2 separate regions of the Homo sapiens genome follow, and region 2 is linked to region 1. Evidence: chromatin loops called from intact Hi-C (ENCODE). Cell type or tissue: endothelial cell of umbilical vein. All regions are shown on one strand.

Region 1 (8,000 bases):
GACACACTCCTTGCTCACCACTGCCTGCTCCAAGAAAGTCACAGCCAAAGAAATGATGTTTTCCGCAGTCTTCTAGAAACATACACTTCTTTAATCCCAAAGAAGTCATTTCAGAATCTGTAGGTTTGAGGCGTGTGTATGAATTTTTAAATCTCAAGCACTGATTTGGTTAGAAACACAGTTAATATTTTATTATAATTCACTACCAAGCAGTGGGTTCCAAGTAGGTTAAGATCTGGTGAGCTTAGGAGTCAGAAGTCTAGATTCAAAACCTAACTTGGTCTTAGTAGCTATGTGACTTCTGGTTAAGCGGCTTAGCCTTTCTGAGCCTCAGTTTCCTCATCTGTATGATGACAGGTCTGTTATGCAAAACATCTAGGACAATACCACCACACTGCATACAGCTGACCGGTAAGGAAGGGTCAAGAACCTCATTTCTGTCATTCACAGCGGCCGTGGCTGTCAAGTGACAGTCAAATCCCAAACCATAACCCAATGCCCAGACCTCTATAAACAATCCGTAAATGCCAGTCCTGTAGTCATACCCAGCAAGTGCATATAACTTCTCCAGTTACACGACTTTACATGTATTCTCTCACTTAATTCTCAGGACTAGCCCTGGAATTCAAAATCAGCCTAGTTTTACAGGTTAAAAAAAAACTCATTTCCAATGTGGTGGTGACACCCAAAGGTCTCATAACCACCAGTGGCAGCGGGGGGGTCTGCGAGCCCAAGTGTAGGTTCTAACTCCTGTGGCAGCAGGGTGGGGACTGTGAGCCGAAGTGTGGGTTCTAACTCCTGTGGCTCTTCTATGCCCGGGTAATTGGTGTCGTGGTGGATGGGTGCTGTGGCGGTGGCTGCTGGTGTTCCCTAGGTGCCAGGCGCCATGCTGGGTAGCTCAGCTTTATCAGCCCACGGAAGCCCATGACAACACTAGAAGGCAGGCACATATTCCTAGGCTCCTTTAAGCAGTGTACATGGCACCCAATGTGTAGCCTTTTACCCCTCACCCCCTCCCACCCTTCCCCCGCAGTCCCAAGAGTCCTTTTGTTTATTTCAGACTTTCTAAATCTCAGATAAAGAATTTAAAAATAAAAGCAAAAACTATTTCCTTTAAGCTTTCTCCACAAATTGATTTGGAACATTGACTCTTCCTTCACAAAAGTCTGTGCCGTCTGTGAGTTTGTGAGTCTGTGAGTTTGTTGTTCACTCTGCCATCCACTGCCCTTCTCAGAGTGGGCTGCCAAAGCACTCCTGTAATGTCCCACTGGTCCAAGAGGGGGCGCTGGTGAGTCCTCTGGTGCCCGTGGTCATCAGGGAGAGAAAGGGGGCTTTGCGGTCTGGGGTCAGGTACGGTCCCAACCACGGCTTCACTGTACTATCAACAAAGCTGGGTGGTGGGTTCACAGAGGTTCATTACAGCAATCCCTCTACCTTTGTATATGCTTGAAAACGTGTGTAATGAAAGTTAAAATGTTTAAAACAATACTTTAGCAGAAAAAAAAAAATCATCGGCTTACACTTCCTGTGTGATCTTGAACAAGTGACCTAACCTCTCTGGGCTTCAAATGTTTCACCTAAAAGAGCTGGTCTAAAGGTAAATGGGTATGCCATGCTCAATACACATTACCTCTTGGTTTTTTTTTTTCTTCCCTGAGATGGAGTCTCACTCTGTTGCCCAGGCTGAAGTGCAGTGATGCAATCTCAGCTCACTGCAACCTCCGCCTCCCGAGTTCAAGCGATTCTCCTGCCTCAGCCTCCCAAGTAGCTGGGATTAAAGGTGCCCGCCATGACACATTACTTTTTATTAGAGAATTAAATGTGTGATGTGATACCTGGCACACAAGAGGTATTCAAGAAATGGCAGCCATTATCACTGCCATTGCTCCTAGGCAAACATAAATCACACCCTCATTTCCAAGAGGCTGAGTAGAGAGGGCGATCTGAGGAGCTGGACAGGATGATACGAACTCTACACATTTACTCTAAAGAGGTTAAAGTCTCTGCCCTAACCCACTGCCCAATTCTTCATCCTGCCTTCCTTCCAAAGCCACTGGCTAAGGTGAGGTGTAGTGGTGGACACAGACCTGTATAGGAAAGGAGTGGACTGTGGGCCTGGCCCTTATCTTACTGGATGGAAATGTGGGAGAGCAGAGGCTTGTTCACTTTGTCTTTAGCATCTAGAATCTGTCTGGACCATCGTAGGTACTCAATCAATAGCTATGTGGCAAATGAGTATGCCAGTGGGGTAACCCTGGGCAAGTCCCTTCACCACACTGGGTTGGTCCCAATGTCCTGTGAGATAACAGGGCTAGGTGAACTAATTCCTCAGTTCCTGGCTAGTGCTCCAGGCTGAGATTCTCTGTCTGGTGAACTTGATTTCATCACGTGGCAGATGTTACCCAGGGTAGATCCCTCCCGGGGTCTTGCTAACCTGACAAATGAAAGCGAAAGCTTGCCTTCCAACCCACTTAGAACAGTGCCGGAACCTTATGATGAGCTCATTGATGAAATTTAACCCCAATGCACTTTCACTGTTGGAATAGAACTTCTGCAGAATTGCCACGACCTGTGAAAAACATCAAAAGAGCACATTTAAAATGCTGCCATCTATTTGAATTACGAATACTACTCTACACGGAAACTAGACATTTTTATGCATCCTTCCACCTTTAAAATGAATTTATAGGCGCAGGAGAAAGTAATTTTTGTCACGGTCATCATTAGAACACAGAGAAAAAAGATGTTTAAATATAGGCAATACACACACACACATAAAACCCTTCATAAAAATGAAACTTCAAAGGAGACTGACATTAGAAAAATACATTCTTAATCTTAAGGTTCCAAATTTTAGAGCATGTCCCCTTGCTTAATAACTAAATCATTACCTTTCAGAACATGTCATTTTTATAAAATTTTAATACCATCAGAGTATCTTAAAATCAATATTGTCAAATGTGATTTTTTTTCATCAGTATTCAGCTGGTGTAAAGCCCACATAAAAAAATAGGATCAGCTTTTCTACAGCAGAGTCTTTGCTCACTAAATATTTTTCTACAAAACCAAGCTGTAAATCAACCTGTATTTTAAAAACACTAACCTATGGCTTAAAGAGTTTCATATATAAAAGGATTACTCCACAATTGCCGTCACTGAAACATATAACAAAAAAAGCTATCCTACAAATTGATAAAACTATAATATAGTTCCTAATTTCAAATTTTAAAAGCTAGTTTCATAGGTTAGCTGACAAAGTAAGCCCAGAAAAATTAAAAGAGTTAAAATGGAAGATACATCAACATTCCTATTTGTAAAAATCACAGAGCAAATGCCCTGATTCCTTACTAGTTTGAAGGAGATCCACCGAACTTCAGAAACTTGATCTGCACACAACTTTAAGGCAATGTGCATTAGGTAATCATAAACATCATTGGGACTATAGAGTTCCAGAATCAGTATCAGCTGTCTGAAATTAAAAGGAAAACAACAACAACAAAAACAACAACAAAAAAAACATTATTTTTGGGCAAAAAAACAAAATTATTGATTTCTTTTTACTGTTATTTCATCTTACAGATAAAAATAGCCAGGCTGGGAAATGAACAGCAAAAGACCCAGCAAGATTTCGGTCTTCAGTAAAATGCCAACAGCAGAAAGCTGAGCAAAATGACCATGCAAAAAAAATGTGAACAAAATTTTAATTCTTCATCTCACACACATACAAATCAAACAAAAAGGAAATAAACTCTGTAAAATAGAGGCTGAGAAATTTATGAATACAGATTTAATATTTCAATTTTAGGTTATCAGTTGAAAAGCACATAAAACTTTAAAAATCAGATAACATAAAAATAGCCAGAATGTTGAAGTTCACAAAGGTCAACAGATCAAGCGAACACTCTGAGATTGCACGACCGCCCCGGCGTTTCTCCGACTGCAAACCGAACCGGATGCTCCTGCTCGCGGCTCTTGGCAGCACGAGGTGGTTTCACTGCAGCGAGGTCCGCTTGGAGAGAACTGGGAGCGCGTGCTCCTTACTCCGAAAGACAAAAGCATGCAGGAGACGGCTGGCTGCGAAAACCCACTACCAAAGCTTTCACTACTTTCTAAATGGGGATGGGGAGAAGGGCATGAAAATAAATGACATTGCTTTCACCCAGGCAACGAAAGGAAATGAAAAAGAGATGGGGAGGAAGTTAGAACCAGAAGCCCGGAGTGCTGGTGAATACTTTCATATCAAAAAGCACCGTTTTCAAAAACATGATACCAATATCATGGGCACCGGAGCACAGAATTCATATCAGTCGCTGTGGCTTCAATAAGCCGGGAGATGGGAGATAGGGCGCGTAGGGGGCTAGATAACGTGGTCGGGCACTGGGGCCGCGCAACCACCCGGGGAAGCCCCGCCGGGCACCGAGCGCGCCTACTTCCCGTGCGCCGCCGCTAGAGGTCGCACTGCTTTCATGGAAAACGTGGGCCTGTTTTTCTCGACTCAGAACAGGATGCTGGGAACATGGTAAAATGACTGAAACCTCAATCTCTCAAATTAAGCAGAATGATTAAAGACCACAGCAAAGAGAAAGGCTTTCGGTTTGCCCCTGGCATCAGCCAAATCATATCCTGAATAGCTGCAAAAGCCTGATGAATTTATTCAGGGAAGACAATTATTTGAGAGATTTCTAGTTGTGGATGAGAAAAATGAAAACTAAAGACACCGAAATGAAAACAAGGTAAAAACTAAAACCCAAACAACAACTGCCACAAACAAATTCCCTCCACACCGTGAAAGGCACATTATATACCTTAGGAAGGGGAGTTATTTAAACTGATGCTTCCACCCTTTCATCATCACTAAAGCCTGGAACATTCCTTTTGCCAGCTCAAGACAGAATTAAATAACTCCTTCAGGCACAAAATGATGTGCAGATAGGAGCCACCTTGGGGAACCTTTTTGTTTCATAATCATCTCATCTGGGTTAGACCCCTTCCTGTCTCCCACAGTAGCTAAAGGGCATTAAGCATGCTGTACCCTACGGAGAGGACCACACTCAGAATGTTCAGGAAAGCTCTGGTAAAAACTGCTCCGATTAATAGGAAAACACTGAAGAGTGGGTGATTCATCTTTTATTTGGTTCAAATAAATTGCCTTCTAGAACAGCAGAACACTCTAATTCGAAAGTGACTCAAGCCCTGTCTTCATCTGAAAATGAATGTCTCCCCGGAGACTGTGGTATTTGTAACTCAGGGTTTTTGGAATTCTGTTTATACCTTAATAAAAACATAATCTCTTTATCTAAAAGAACACTATTGCTGCTGCTTTAGAAATCAATTATATGGTAAGAAAATTAAGATTTATTCCATCTAGTTTGCTTTCTCATATCCCCAAATATGTTTTTACTTACTCTGCTAGTTCATATCGAAACCTCCAATTCCTGCTGTTATCAGTCACTACAAATTCTTGAAGCTGATAAAGATAGTCTCTCCTCTTGTCTTCATGAAGCAACTATTTTTTAAAAATGTATATATAAACAAACATGTATAATCCTTCAAAATGACCCCAAATGCCCCCTTTTATTCCACTTCCAATTATACATTTGTCACTGGCAAGAACTTTTGCATTTCCCCTACACCTCGTCATCTATCACGCAGCGTGGCTGCGAATGAACACTGCTGTACACTGACATCAAATGCATCCCTGAACACCTCCAACCTTTTCCCCTGGCTAGGACATGTGCTTATTATGTATTTCTGAATGCCCCTGAGGTCTTCCTGCTTTAGTAATTTCCTATCTAAAAACAAAAAAACAGACAAACAAAAACCCAGTCTGTGTGTGTTTGGAAGACAGTGTGCCACTGCCGCTTCCCAGGGAGCGAGGCTGCTCGGCACCAGGAGAGGAGAGACTCAGCTGGAGCAGCGCACACCAGAGTCCGTGAAGGGCAGCTCTTGGTCATGTGGATGAGAGTAATTAGTTTCTCTAGGTCATTTTTAAACTCTTATTTTTTATATTCATCGTTCGTTTGGGGGGGAGGGGGGGAAGCCAGAAGGGAAGCAGCAGCGACTTGCAGAAAAAGTGCTTCATGCAGAACAGAGGTTGGACTTCAGCCCAGGCTCTTCCCCTGGGTGACTTCTGGGCAAGTCAGGTCACTACCTGGGGGCCTTGATTTCTTCTTTTGCAAAGAGTGTGCTAGGCTTTGTGTCTACCATCTTCCACAGAATTAAAACTCTAATGGACAGGAAAATGAGGAGAAAAAAGTTTAAAATATTTACCCATCACTGAAAGAACATCCACTTTAAGATTATGGATGGTACATTTCAGCTAAAGAAAGCTAAAAACTGCATTGTTTTTTTCACTGACACCATAGACATCCAGGGCTTCACAAATTTGATTCGGAGAGAGGAGGCTTGTTTTTTGCTTTTAACCCTTCTTCCTACCTTTAGAAAATCATACAGGTGTCTAAGAACTCCTATTCGCACTTCATCCAGATCCTTTAAAAATCCATTGAAGATAGGCACCAGGTCAGCTGCTGTTAACTGATCCCCAAGAATCACAGCCAGCTCGTGAATGGAGAAGGCTAGGGCTCGCCGTACCTTCCACTAGGGGTGCATAGCAGACACACGAATCACGACAAGCAAGTGCAATTCAACCTCTTCCGTATCTTACATGGCATTTTTGGAGCAAAATGAATACTGCCAGGTGTTGGCCACTTAAAGCTTTATTTCATCAGAGACCAGTAAACATGCCAATTTGCATCCACATAAAATTCAGGCCAATAAGCCTTGCTGCAGCTTCCCTTTTCTCCCTAATGAATGACCCACCCTCTTTCTGCACGTGCCTCTGGAAAGGCTTTTACCTGTACATCAGAAGCCAGTGTTTCATATGTATCTTTCAGGCAGTGCCAATTTTGCCTGCCCAGGGTCAGTGCCACCCCTGGGAGGCTGTAGGCACAGTGTTTGGCTATGTCAGTATCGACAGTCTGGGCTCGAGCTGGGTCAGTCATGGACACATACTGATCTAGCAGCGGCTGAGGTATTACATCCTGGGAAATGAGAGAGAAAGGAGGCCATCGTGAATGCAGGAAAATACTCATGAAAAACAAGGAGTTTGGAGTTTAGAGGTGAAAACAATAAAGCAGAAATGTGAGAGGAACATGAGGCCTTCCTAAAGCCAAAGGGCTTCAGATTGCCAACTCTGTTTTCTCCAGAGAGTGGGTTTTCAATTTTGCTTGAAGTGAAAGCAACACCCAAAACTCATCTTCTTAAGATTGGCACAATATTTGATATCATAGAGGACAGTCTAGACAGCAATGTCTGCTTAGGCTGGTACATCCAGCTCTTGAGAATGGAGACTGCCTTCTCTTTTCTTACAACTGCCCCAAGAACCTAGCACCTGAGACCTTATACTCTGATAATCACGTCTATGTTTGACTGTGCTTGACTGAGATAGAACTCAATCAAATCAGTGTTAGATGTCTTATTTTTTTCTCATATTAGTTTGCTTTATTGAAAACACTATTATAGATTGTTCAGAAGCTTAAACACTACCTTACAATTAATTTTTTACAATTAGCAACACGAAATATGAATTAAAATATGTAATCAATATTGATAGAAGAAAAAATATTTGGTTCCAATTCTTAAAGTTAACTTTAAGAAAATACACAGTTTTGAGTTGCCTCCCCGCCCCCCCGCCCCCGAAAGAAACGAACCTGTAATTTAGATTTATTCTCTTCAAGTGGGGTGGGATCCTGCCTCTGGTCAGTCTCCAGATGGTCACTGGTTCCATTTCTGGGTCCACCTGGATCCTACAGAGTTGATTGGACATGTTACCAATTTGCTCCAAAGGAAGCAGCTGTCCTGTCACTTCCCCTTCAAAGAGTCCTTTTTCAATGCCAGAAATTACTTCTGTAAGCCAAGGCAAAAGCTTTCCTTGAAGTCAATGGTATCTTTCCAGATGTTAAAAATTACATTTGCACAGTTACATATGATACTGTATAAAC
Region 2 (8,000 bases), 210 kb after region 1:
GGATGTGGGCTTGGCTTTGAGAGCATGGAAATGGCATCATAGATCTACATAGTAACTTGCAGATTCTTAGGAAAGTGCAAGGCAGTTGTGGCAGTGGAGGTGAAGGAAGAAAAAATTTTTCATTTCTTACATTTCCATGTAGTTTGGGGACAAGGGGAGGGTGGGGAATATGGTCAAATATCTTTATATGTATGAAAAAGAATGTTGCTTCTTCAATGAGAAATCTATGCATTAAGTAGAAAATATTTGAGATGAGTGTATGAAGGCCAGTCACATTTTAATATTCCAAATATCATTTGATCCAGCAGTCTGGATGTAACTCATTAAGTACCAGCTATCTACAGAGCTCTGCATTTGAAAGCTTCCAGATGTCCCACTTTTAGGTTTTTTTTTTTTTTTTTTTTTAATATGGAGTCTCACTCTGTCACCCCAGGCTAATTTTTGTAATTTTAGTAGAGACGAGGTTTTACCATGTTGACCAAGGGGTAGTCTTGAACTCCTGAGCTCAGGTGATCCACCCGCCTCAGCCTCCCAAAGTACAGGGATTACAAGCATGAGCCACCGTGCCCAGTTGACTTTGTAGATTCTTTTATTTATATATTTATGTCTTGGGAAATGCCTGTGATTTTAAAAATCGATGATTTGATCAAGGAAGGCTATTCATTAGAGGCAGGAAGGACAGAGAGGTTGGGGTTGAAGAGAAGCATCCGGAAGACATGGCCATAGAGGTGGGTGGGGCCGAGGGTGCAAAGGGCCCAGTTGACCCTTTTAAGTGCTTTTTTCTGTAAATCACGGGAAACCAAGGAGCACCCTGTTTAGATGTCTGTTGTAACTAGCAGCAGCAAGTGGAATGGATGAAAGAAAAGAGGGGACTGTTTTCTCAGTGGCTTCAGGCTAGCCCTTTCCCCTCTGTAGCCTGCAGTTTCTCCGTTTGCAAAATGCGGTTGGACCATATCATGTCATCCAACACTGGGCATAAACAGCCCATCCCGTTAAGCTGTACAGTTGACTCCCCTTTCTGGTGCCTTGGCTTGTCTTTGAAATGTGCGTTTGCTCCCGTAGGAAGAAGATGGACTGCGGATGAGGAAGACAGTGCAGAGCAACAGCCCCATTTCAGCATTAGCCCCAACTGGGAAGGAAGAAGGCCTTAGCACCCGGCTCTTGGCTCTGGTGGTTTTGTTCTTTATCGTTGGTGTAATTATTGGGAAGATTGCCTTGTAGAGGTAGCATGCACAGGATGGTAAATTGGATTGGTGGATCCACCATATCATGGGATTTAAATTTATCATAACCATGTGTAAAAAGAAATTAATGTATGATGACATCTCACAGGTCTTGCCTTTAAATTACCCCTCCCTGCACACACATACACAGATACACACACACAAATATAATGTAACGATCTTTTAGAAAGTTAAAAATGTATAGTAACTGATTGAGGGGGAAAAGAATGATCTTTATTAATGACAAGGGAAACCATGAGTAATGCCACAATGGCATATTGTAAATGTCATTTTAAACATTGGTAGGCCTTGGTACATGATGCTGGATTACCTCTCTTAAAATGACACCCTTCCTCGCCTGTTGGTGCTGGCCCTTGGGGAGCTGGAGCCCAGCATGCTGGGGAGTGCGGTCAGCTCCACACAGTAGTCCCCACGTGGCCCACTCCCGGCCCAGGCTGCTTTCCGTGTCTTCAGTTCTGTCCAAGCCATCAGCTCCTTGGGACTGATGAACAGAGTCAGAAGCCCAAAGGAATTGCACTGTGGCAGCATCAGACGTACTCGTCATAAGTGAGAGGCGTGTGTTGACTGATTGACCCAGCGCTTTGGAAATAAATGGCAGTGCTTTGTTCACTTAAAGGGACCAAGCTAAATTTGTATTGGTTCATGTAGTGAAGTCAAACTGTTATTCAGAGATGTTTAATGCATATTTAACTTATTTAATGTATTTCATCTCATGTTTTCTTATTGTCACAAGAGTACAGTTAATGCTGCGTGCTGCTGAACTCTGTTGGGTGAACTGGTATTGCTGCTGGAGGGCTGTGGGCTCCTCTGTCTCTGGAGAGTCTGGTCATGTGGAGGTGGGGTTTATTGGGATGCTGGAGAAGAGCTGCCAGGAAGTGTTTTTTCTGGGTCAGTAAATAACAACTGTCATAGGGAGGGAAATTCTCAGTAGTGACAGTCAACTCTAGGTTACCTTTTTTAATGAAGAGTAGTCAGTCTTCTAGATTGTTCTTATACCACCTCTCAACCATTACTCACACTTCCAGCGCCCAGGTCCAAGTCTGAGCCTGACCTCCCCTTGGGGACCTAGCCTGGAGTCAGGACAAATGGATCGGGCTGCAGAGGGTTAGAAGCGAGGGCACCAGCAGTTGTGGGTGGGGAGCAAGGGAAGAGAGAAACTCTTCAGCGAATCCTTCTAGTACTAGTTGAGAGTTTGACTGTGAATTAATTTTATGCCATAAAAGACCAACCCAGTTCTGTTTGACTATGTAGCATCTTGAAAAGAAAAATTATAATAAAGCCCCAAAATTAAGAATTCTTTTGTCATTTTGTCACATTTGCTCTATGGGGGGAATTATTATTTTATCATTTTTATTATTTTGCCATTGGAAGGTTAACTTTAAAATGAGCCCTATCACTGAGAAATACGTGTTTCATGATTTAACTCTGTGTGTGTGTGTGTGTGTGTGTGTGTGTGTGTGTGTATTTTTTTTTTGGTTGTCTTCAGCTGACAGTATGAAAAATGAAACTGCTGAAAAAGCTGAGCACCTGGTCACCCTTGGCCTTCCATTGCTTTGGCCTTCAGTAAAAAGCAGCCTCCCTTCTAGGTCAGGGAACCATGCCATTGAGACTAGTAACGGGCGTTCTGGGCACAGTCCCACTGTGCACAGGTTTGAGAGGACAAGTTCATCAGAAGGAAGGCAGTCCTTAGAAGTCACATACGTTGAGCCACGTTGCTCCTAAGCCTGGCTCTGTCAAGCTGGGTCAGGGGCCTTGAAACTGGAGAAGTGGAAGTCTATGGTTGGTCTGAGTAAGTAACTTCCTGTCTTCATGAAAAAAGTTGACTTTGAATCCCAGGTACTCACAGAAATGGTGAACAGACTTAGTTGTTACCCAGGCACCCATGGATTGTGTTGAGTGTGCAGACAGGGAGGCCACCCCAATAGGAATTCGTCTCCAGGATTTTTCCCATGTGTCCCCCAGTACTTATAAAAGGGAGTGAAAAGACCGAGCTGTAAGGCATGTGCCTTCTGCCACCTGACTTTCCGTGAGGGGACTAAAATTTACTAATTGTAGTTGCTGCAGCCAGTTAAGTCCTGTAGCTTCCAGGCCCTCATGTCTTTGATAGGAGAGTGCTTAGGTGGTCCCCAACAGTGCCTAGGGGTACAGTACAGTCCCATTACACTAGAGCAGGGCTCTATTTATTTTTAAAGGATATGGCCGTGTGTTTTGATAAAACTTTATTCACAAAAACAGCCGGGTCATGGGATTTGGCTTGTGAGTCTGTAACAGTTCTTAAAAAGAATATCTGAGAAACTACTCTGTTTTAGACCTTTGAAGGTGATTTAGAGTTTTGTGTACATCTAGGAGAAGGTGTTCAGCTTCTCAGAGGATGTGGACATTTTGGTTGCAGCTAAAAATCAGTCTCTGAAGTCTCTCTCCCTTCTAGAGGTTAGGACTTGGTGAACATGTTTGTGGGCCTTTTGACTGAGTGGCAGAAGGAAACTGCTCAGGAAGAGAAACAGGTGACTGATGGGAAGGTTGATTATTTTCTCAGTCATCCTGGCAGCCAAAAATGTGCCAGGAAAAGAAAGAATGTGGAGCACGCGTGGCTCCTGGAGGACTTGGAGATGCATGCACATTTAGGGTGTTTTCCCTAGAATTACATAATGAAAAAAAGAATAAGGCAAAGAGGAGGTGAATATGGGGCCTGTCACAACGGCCTGCCCTGCCCCAAGAGGGTTAAGAGTCAGATAATCGGGACGAAACTGGCATGGAAAGAGCGAGCCTAGGGAGGATGCCGCTGGGCAGTGTGCATGGGGGAGCTGCTGCCAGGCTGCCCTCCAGTCTGCTCCTGTGGTTACTGGCTCCACAGCACCTCAGAGAGGGCGGCCCTGGCTTCAGAAATGCCAGCCATAGTGCTCACAAATGCAGAAGAGATGGAAGCGGTGACAGAATCCTGAAAGTTTTTATTGATTGAAGTTTTAAATTGGTAACTTAAGCTTCCTTGGCACGATACAAAATACCTCTTAAAGACAGCAGGCTTTTTTATTTGTAGGTGTGAGGAACTGGCTTTAACTTTTTTCTCCTCCTAGTTTGCATGTTTTCCTTCTCTCGTCTTCTGAACTGCTGGCACCAGCAGTAATACATACTGATAAAATCAAAATTGATTTTTACCAGTGGCCAGTTTATGGCTAGAGAGACGACTTATACCTCCATAACACAGAAGGGGGAAAAATGAAGAACCTCCAGTGATCCGTGAAAACCTAAACGCTTTCAAACAAATCCCAGGAACAGAATTGCTATCGAAAGATATCATTGCCCAGTTTGCAGGCTATGTTGAGTCAGATAGAACTGAATGTAGTGAGAGCTCAGAGCTACAGAGCCTTTCAGATGAATTTGAAAACAGACTCTGTGTGTGTGTGCATGTGTGCATGTGTGCATGTGTGGCATATGTGCCGTATGTCAGTAGCTTGACAGTTTTCAAATCGTGCCTATATTTTTTTGCATACACAAATTTTTGTGTTTGCAAACTCAGAATCCATGCCAAAATACAATGTTATATGTCATTTTCAGCTCCTTCTCTAAAGGAATGGCCCATTTCTCATTGTAGTTTGAGAAATACATGTATGAAGAGATAGGGGTCTTGGGCTTCCCAGTGTCACTTTGAACACCTGAATAACATTTAACTCCTGAGACCTTCTCGGTGTAGAGGCCACTGCTTCCCCCTGCTGGAGATGGCATTTCATTGAAGGGCCTCTCGTGGCTTTCCCTGCCCCCGGCTGTCTGGCCTGAAGAAGGAGAAAGAACCAAACTGAACTATGAAAAGTTACCACTCTGAGGAGACCTCTCTTAATTAACACTTGGGGCCATGTTTGCTGTTGTTGAGAAGGAGTGTTCTCAAAGATGAGCTGGAATGGAATTGTATTTAGAAAGGCCCCTGCAAAGTATATAGATGGATGACTCTAGTTCATGACATACAAATCCCATAAGGCCAACGACCACTCTTCTGGAACACCAAGAGCAGCTCTGAGATCATGCTGGCCCTACGCGAATTGAGTTTCTGTGGCCTAATTGGATTTGGAGAACGCCTTCCCTGGCCCCTTTTCCTCAGACAGATCTGCTCTGATAGGAACCTTTTCAAGAAAGTTACTGTTGTTTCAATGCCACTCCTTACCTGTATAGAACATTTCCAATACATTCGCTCATTGAACTTAATCCTTGCAACTGTGACTGGGGGGTAGATGGCTCTGTTTGCATACGAAGAAATAAAGGCTCCAGGAGGTTAAATCGGGCAACTTTTTAGAACTAAATCAGTCTCTGTAAGGCCTACATTGCTAAGATACCATTTCAGCTCTGAAAATCTGCTTCAGGGAAGTGAGTGGATGAGGCCTTCCTGCCTCAGCTACTCTGCCCGTCTGTACATCTTTTGTGTCTGCCTCCGTACCTTATTCAGTTATTTTCACACTAAAGTAAGTAGAATTAAGACTGTAGTTCAGATGCTTTTTCTTTTTCTGTTGGAAACTGAACACACTACAGACAGTGAAAAAAGGTACATATTCCATTTTCTCATTGCCTGAAGATCTCTGCTGATGCTCCTGGAGAATGACTTTGGGGGCTTTAGAAAGAATATTGCCAGTCCGTCTCGGCAAGGAGATGATGGGAGCGCTTTATATGGAGGCTTTACATGACTTGTAAATTAAATGTGAATGAGGGCAGTTGATTAAAATTGGTATTACAGAAGGGCCCTGCTGAGGTTTGAAAACAGCTGAGCTGCTGATGTCTCAGGCCTTTCCCTGAATTAGCACTGCGGTTCTCCAGGATATCAGCAAAGAGGGCAAGTAATAGAAGCCCCTGATAAGGAGCGTCAGCCGACAGGCAAGCTTGGGAGGCTGTGGGAATGGGTCTGCCCCCAGCTTCACAGACCTCTTCCTCCAGCCTCTGAATCCCATTAGCCACAGCCTAGAACATTAGCTGAGCTGCACAAGCTCACCCACCCCTGTGCCAGGGGGCCCTGACCTCCCTCCATGCCATGTTTTTGGCTGTATCTACGGCACTTAACAATAGGGGCTTTTTATTTTCATTACAGAGATATTTTGAAAAATTTAAAAGACATGAACTCACATAAACAGTTATGGATGATAGTTAAAAGAGAAACGGGTGGAGGTGGATGAGAGGTTGTCTTCATGAATATAATTACTTGAGATTTTTTTTTCTTAATGGAATTAGTTTATTAGAAAATGTCTGTGTTAAATCCGTAGAAAAGGAAGAAAAGTGTAGCAACAAAAATGTAGCCATTATCTAACTTGCCATAAATATTTGCAGTTATGATACCTTGGAATGTTGCCACGATATGGATTGCTTTGATTAAAAGATGTCAGTTGAATAAAACAGTACTGTGGGAGAATCGCTTTCTGCTGCTAGATAAATGCTGATGTTTATTTTTAAACCAGGAAACATTGATCCTGTAACAATGCCCGATTACAATTGCTTTATTACACCCCAGGGCTGATGGAGATGTAATCACTTGGCTAATGGATGTGGGTGCAGGACAGATGCTCGCTTGCTGGCCTGCTTTCCTGCTTGCATTCTGATGAGCTGCAGGAGTGCGCCTGGCCTTCTGCAGGTGGAGCTGCTGTCAGAGCTTCGTTTCACTGATACCCAAAGCCATGTCTGACTGAAATAAAACAGGTTCCCTTTTTTTTTCCCTTTGGAAAATGCCAACTAAGGGAGACTAATCAGATATCTTAACACAATTTCATCCAGGCTTAGTGCTAACAAGATTGCGGGGCTTTTTAGGGTTTAAGAAGATGAGAAATGAGTGTGCACGTTTCACACGTTGACTTGCCGGTTTTTCCATGTCATACAAAAAAGTCCTGGCTGTTTCTCCGAACTGGCTGCCTGCATTCCCGTCTTTCTTTTGTTTTTAAGAAATAGACTGAATTCAGCTGTTAATCCTCTAGTACAGTATCCATGTTAAAATGTTTTTCCATTGCATCTTTTATGTGAATTCAAAGGTCAGAATTTATTGTCTGTGATATTGAGACCATGTGTACAAGAACTACTTTTTGCTTTTCATCATTCACTCCTTAGCAAACGTTTCGTAAGTACCCTCTGTCTGTTTGCTACTATATGAGGTGCTGCGAAATTAGTGGGCGTGGCTTTTTATATTTTTCATTCGTGTGTAGCCTAAGTAAGGTGACTCAAGATGATACACCGAGAGAAAAATGCAAAATATATTTGGTTCTCATTTCTGTTGCTGTCGTTTCCTTTTTAAAGACGATTTATCAACTGCTGCCATTTGGAACTTCCTATAAGAAACTAAAAATGATCTATTTCAGTGTTCCTTTCGCCTTTCCTCTGCTTTCTGAATAAATGGTTTCAGTAACCCATGCTGTTCTCTCCCTATTCTACGTCTTTCTCCCTATGTTGAAAAAAGATTCCCACAGTTTCTGATGTGTGTGTTTATAGTCTTCAATGTATGTTAACATGTTAGGAACTGAGTATCTTAAGAGATGTCTTAGAATGCTTTAGTTTTCATAATTTGTCCTTTATGTATTTTTCATTGTATTTGCTGTTTTGACATGGAAGTAATTTAAAAAGTTGGTGCAGGAAAGGACTCTTTACTGTTGCACATTTTGGTTTTCTGATATGTAATAAATTCATGGCTTGGCAGCTGACATGATGTTTCCCAGAGAGAAGGAGATGTATTTCTGCAGGGTCCAGACCAAAAGAGCCATTTACAGCATGTTCTCCCATGTTCCATTATCAGCCTGA

Evidence for each region. Peaks named below come from ENCODE experiments on the same cell type or tissue, not always from the same donor. Only the 100,000 strongest peaks of a DNase experiment are listed, where the experiment ranks them.
Region 2: it touches region 1 in a loop (11-fold over the local background); 83 of 110 quality-filtered maps call a loop at or near these places.

Annotation. Positions count from the first base shown.
Region 1 is chr20:58,232,806-58,240,805 of GRCh38, forward strand. It overlaps the pseudogene PPP4R1L. Among named protein-coding and RNA genes, the nearest start is that of ANKRD60, 8.2 kb to the left of the region's middle. RefSeq lists a silencer at 4,320-4,369. In endothelial cell of umbilical vein, CTCF peaks have their summits at 1,277 (motif pointing right) and 4,440 (motif pointing right); DNase peaks (open chromatin) are centred at 4,096 and 4,446; H3K4me3 peaks cover 586 bases; H3K27ac peaks cover 352 bases.
Region 2 is chr20:58,443,015-58,451,014 of GRCh38, forward strand. VAPB (VAMP associated protein B and C) reads left to right here. Exons shown (of 6, transcript NM_004738.5): 6 at 1,063-8,000. The coding sequence ends at 1,221. Among named protein-coding and RNA genes, the nearest start is that of VAPB, 58 kb to the left of the region's middle. RefSeq lists an enhancer at 3,463-3,964. In endothelial cell of umbilical vein, a CTCF peak has its summit at 4,922 (motif pointing left); a DNase peak (open chromatin) is centred at 4,947.